2 separate regions of the Mus musculus genome follow, and region 1 is linked to region 2. Evidence: chromatin loops called from intact Hi-C (ENCODE). Cell type or tissue: left cerebral cortex. All regions are shown on one strand. Region 1 has its middle 230 kb from the start of Gm23452. Region 2 has its middle 5.0 kb from the start of Gm22652.

The links. Hi-C counts contacts between places; a loop is a spot of excess contacts. Peaks named below come from ENCODE experiments on the same cell type or tissue, not always from the same donor. Only the 100,000 strongest peaks of a DNase experiment are listed, where the experiment ranks them.
Region 1: it touches region 2 in a loop (24-fold over the local background); 14 of 42 quality-filtered maps call a loop at or near these places.

Annotation. Positions count from the first base shown.
Region 1 is chr2:81,212,047-81,214,546 of GRCm38, forward strand. No RefSeq gene overlaps it. Among named protein-coding and RNA genes, the nearest start is that of Gm23452, 230 kb to the left of the region's middle. In left cerebral cortex, no CTCF peak of the experiment used is centred here; no DNase peak of the experiment used is centred here.
Region 2 is chr2:80,853,999-80,856,498 of GRCm38, forward strand. No RefSeq gene overlaps it. Among named protein-coding and RNA genes, the nearest start is that of Gm22652, 5.0 kb to the left of the region's middle. In left cerebral cortex, no CTCF peak of the experiment used is centred here; a DNase peak (open chromatin) is centred at 1,374.

The DNA.
Region 1 (2,500 bases), 360 kb after region 2:
TTTCTCCTTTCCTTTCTCCTTCTCTGTGAAGGGTCAGGACTTAAGAAGCGAATAAGGGGAAAGAGAGAAGTCAGTGCCACATGTGAGCGTCCCTCACAGGATGCTGGATAAATGCTCTGTGCTTTGACATCAGCCAAAGCAAATACATTCCATGGAGGGGAAAACAAGAAGCTTTGGCAGGCATGTCAGAGAGCCCTACAGTATTCAGACAGCAGCTGTGCATTCACAGTGGCACACTGTGTCCTTCCTGAACACTCTGGTTCTCTAATATATGCCCAAGACACCCCCCTTCAGGAATCAAAATTTTATTTTCCCCATGTGGGTCAAACTGCCCAATAGTCTTCTTGGGCAGTATAGTTTTTAAGAAGTTTCTGAGGCTGGAGACATATCAGCTGGTATGGAAGGCAAGCTTGAACTTGAATTTGGATCCTCAACATCCAAGGGTATAGTAACAAAACACCTCTAACCCCTGTGTTGGAGAAATAGACAGGAGGCTCCCTGGAGCTCACTAGCCAGCTAACCTTGCTGAGCACAGGAAATTCAGGTGCAGTAAGAGGACCTGTCTCAAAGAAACAGTGTGGAGAACAATAAAGGAAGGCATCTCACACCAACCTTTTTTTTTCCTTGTATACAACCAGAGAGAGAGAGAGAGGGATGAGGAGAGGAGAGGAGAGGAGAGGAGAGGAGAGAAGAGAAGAGAGGAGAAGAGAGGAGAAGAGAGGAGAAGAGAGGAGAAGAGAGGAGAAGAGAGGAGAAGAGAGAAGAGAGGAGAAGAGAGGAGAAGAAAGGAGAGAGGAAGGGGCTTCCTGGCCAGCGGAGTTGCCTGACACCCTCAAGGGCCCACACAGGATTCTCCACGGGATCCTAAGACCTCTGGTGAGTGGAACACAGCACCGGCCACAATCCAATCGCACAGAACCTGAGACTGCAGTACATAGGGAAGCAGACTACCCGGGCCTGACCCGGGGCAATGGCCCCTTCCGCTCCACTCGAGCCCCGGGCTTCCTTGCCAGCAGAGTCGCCTGACACCCGCAAGGGCCCACACAGGATTGCCCACGGGATCCTAAGACCTCTAGTGAGTGGAACACAACTTCTGCCAGGAGTCCGGTTCGAACATCAGATATCTGGGTACCTTCCCTGCAAGAAGAGAGCTTTCCTGCAGAGAATACTCTACCCACTGAAACCAAGGAGAGTGCTACCCTCCCAGGTCTGCTTATAGAGGCTAACAGAGTCATCTGAAGTACAAGCTCTTAACAGAGACAACTATAACAGCTAGCTTCAGAGATTACCAGATGGCGAAATGCAAACGTAAGAATCCTACTAACAGAAATCAAGACCACTCACCATCATCAGAACGCAGCACTCCCACCCCACCTAGTCCTGGGCACCCCAACACAACCGAAAATCTAGACCCAGATTTAAAAGCATTTTTCATGATGATGATAGAGGACATCAAGAAGGACTTTCATAAGTCACTTAAAGAATTACAGGAGAGCACTGCTAAAGAGTTACAGACCCTTAAAGAAAAGCAGGAAAACACAGCCAAACAGGTAGAAGTCCTTAAAGAAAAACAGGAAAACACATCCAAACAGGTAATGGAAATGAACAAAACCATATTAGAACTAAAAAGGGAAGTAGACACAGTAAAGAAAACCCAAAGCGAGGCAACGCTGGAGATAGAAACCCTAGGAAAGAGATCTGGAACCATAGATGCGAGCATCAGCAACAGAATACAAGAAATGGAAGAGAGAATCTCAGGTGCGGAAGATTCCATAGAGAACATCGACACAACAGTCAAAGAAAATACAAAATGCAAAAGGATCCTAACTCAAAACATCCAGGAAATCCAGGACACAATGAGAAGACCAAACCTATGCATAATAGGAGTGGATGAGAATGAAGATTTTCAACTCAAAGGACCAGCAAACATCTTCAACAAAATAATTGAAGAAAACTTCCCAAAGATAAAGAAAGAGATGCCCATGATCATACAAGAAGCCTACAGAACTTCAAATAGACTGGACCAGAAAAGAAATTCCTCCCGACACATAATAATCAGAACAACAAATGCACTAAATAAAGATAGAATATTAAAAGCAGTAAGGGAGAAAGATCAAGTAACATATAAAGGAAGGCCTATCAGAATTACACCAGACTTTTCACCAGAGACTATGAAAGCCAGAAGAGCCTGGACAGATGTTATACAGACACTAAGAGAACACAAATGCCAGCCCAGGCTACTATACCCGGCCAAACTCTCAATTACCATAGATGGAGAAACCAAAGTATTCCACGACAAAACCAAATTCACACAATATCTTTCCACAAATCCAGCCCTTCAAAGGATAATAACAGAAAAGAAGCAATACAAGGACAGAAATCAAGCCCTAGAACAAACAAGAAAGTAATCCCTCAACAAACCAAAAAGAAGACAGCCACAAGAACAGAATGCCAACTCTAACAACAAAAATAAAAGGAAGCAACAATTACTTTTCCTTAA
Region 2 (2,500 bases):
TTTGGAATATGGTGCGTCATTTCTTTTTACCATTTCCCCTCAAAGGTGATTGACATGTCCAAGCTACTATGGTAATTTTGAGACAGGATTTGTCTCATCAGCATCAAAAAGACAATTCTCTATGAAAACAGTATTTATTCAAGAAACTACAGGACAGTCATTAAAAAAATATATTCATAAGTATCAACATATGCATCAAAGCTCTGAACTTACTTAAATCTTCTGATAAGTCCTTTTCAAGGAATAACAGAACTTGCCTTTGGAGCAGACAGTTTCTTGATCCTGGAAAGGCTTTGCACACATACACCCTATTGCTGTGTGAACTTCAACATGTTGTTTTACTTCTCTGGCCATGATACCTTGTACTTGCTAATATTCAGTCAACTTGACAGAAGCTGGAGTCAGGATTCTTAATTAGTGATTCCTGGGGGGGGGGGGGGTTAGCCTGTTGTATGTAGTGGCATCTCTGGAGGGGTGGTTCTGGCTTCTATAAGAAAACAGGCTGAGCAAGCCACAAAGAGGAAGCCAATAGGTAACACCCTTCCATGGTCTCTGCTTTAACTCCTGCTCCCAGGTTCCTGCCCTGCTGGAGTTCCTGCCCTTATTGCTTTTGATGATAAACTGTTATATGGGACTATGAATGAAGTAACCCCTTTCCTCCCCAAGTCCTGGTGTTTTGATCACAGCAGTAGTAACCCTAAGACATTCTTCATCCACATGAGGGACAACTCATTAACTTGACACTTCACAGACTTCTCATGTGGTTCTAGCCTGTGAGGAGAGAATTCCTTTAACAGACAGCTCATTTCCCCCTCTTTGTTTCTTTATAGACAGCTCTCCCTCGCCCTCCCCCTTTCCTCAGCCTCATTTGGGGATAGGACAAGAGCAAAACACAAGGAAAGGATCAAGTCTCCACTTGCTGGGAGGCTATCTCGGAGGAGTGGTAGAGCTGTCGGTTGTCAGGAAGAATATGGGGGTGGGGTGGTGTTCAGTATTGGGCAAATGAGGCTGGAACCATGGTGGAACAAGTTCACCATATCCCTGCCTTCTTCATCCTGTTAGTTTTAGATGTCAAAAGGCTGAGAAATTAGTTTTGGCCTCTCCTTCTGAACTGAGGTGCTTCGTAACCTGGATGGTGCTTGAAAAGGGGACACCCAAAATCGATTTTCTTCTCAATAATCCATCACCAAGATCTCACCTGTACAAAGGTGAGGCTGCAGAAGCCGGGAGAGAGGCTTCTTTGTTAAAGCTGTCAGTGTGTTGGATGATTGTGCTTTTCTAATCATGCCCTCAGCCAAGGTCATGGGCAGAAGGCGCTTTCCTTTCCTTCTACCCAGAGAAGAGTTTTCTGTGTTCCTAGGGTGTGAGGAATTCCAAGGGCTGAAATCTGACCCACTGGAAGATAGGAGCTGGAGCTGGCTCTGCCCCTTTCTGACCTACTTCTCTAGTTGAGACTGTGATAGAAGTATTTATAGCTGCTGTCGGGCAAAGGCAAGGATTTAGAGAAGATTCATGAAGCTCAGATATAGTGACTTTCAGAGTCTTTCCTCTCCTCGCCTCCTCTCTTCTCCTCTCTTCTCCTCTCTTCTCCTCTGTTCTCCTCTCTTCTCCTCTCTTCTCCTCTGTTCTCCTCTCTTCTCCTCTGTTCTCCTCTCTTCTCTTCTCTTCTCCTCTCTTCTCCTCTCCTCTCCTCTCCTCTCCTCTCCTCTCCTCTCCTCTCCTCTCCTCTCCTCTCCTCTCCTCTCCTCTCCTCATCCCTCTCTCTCTCTCTGGTTGTATACAAGGAAAAAAAAAGGTTGGTGTGAGATGCCTTCCTTTATTGTTCTCCACACTGTTTCTTTGAGACAGGTCCTCTTACTGCACCTGAATTTCCTGTGCTCAGCAAGGTTAGCTGGCTAGTGAGCTCCAGGGAGCCTCCTGTCTATTTCTCCAACACAGGGGTTAGAGGTGTTTTGTTACTATACCCTTGGATGTTGAGGATCCAAATTCAAGTTCAAGCTTGCCTTCCATACCAGCTGATATGTCTCCAGCCTCAGAAACTTCTTAAAAACTATACTGCCCAAGAAGACTATTGGGCAGTTTGACCCACATGGGGAAAATAAAATTTTGATTCCTGAAAGGGGGGGGGTGTCTTGGGCATATATTAGAGAACCAGAGTGTTCAGGAAGGGCACAGTGTGCCACTGTGAATGCACAGCTGCTGTCTGAGTACTGTAGGACTCTCTGACATGCCTGCCAAAGCTTCTTGTTTTCCCCTCCATGGAATGTATTTGCTTTGGCTGATGTCAAAGCACAGAGCATCTATCCAGCATCCTGTGAGGGACACTCTCATGTGGCACTGACTTCTCTCTTTCCCCTTACTGCTTCTTAAGCCCTGACCCTTCACAGAGAAGGAGAAAGGAGAAAGGAGAAAGGAGAAAGGAGAAAGGAGAAAGGAGAAAGGAGAAAGGAGAAAGGAGAAAGGAGAAAGGAGAAAGGAGAAAGGAGAAAGGAGAAAGGAG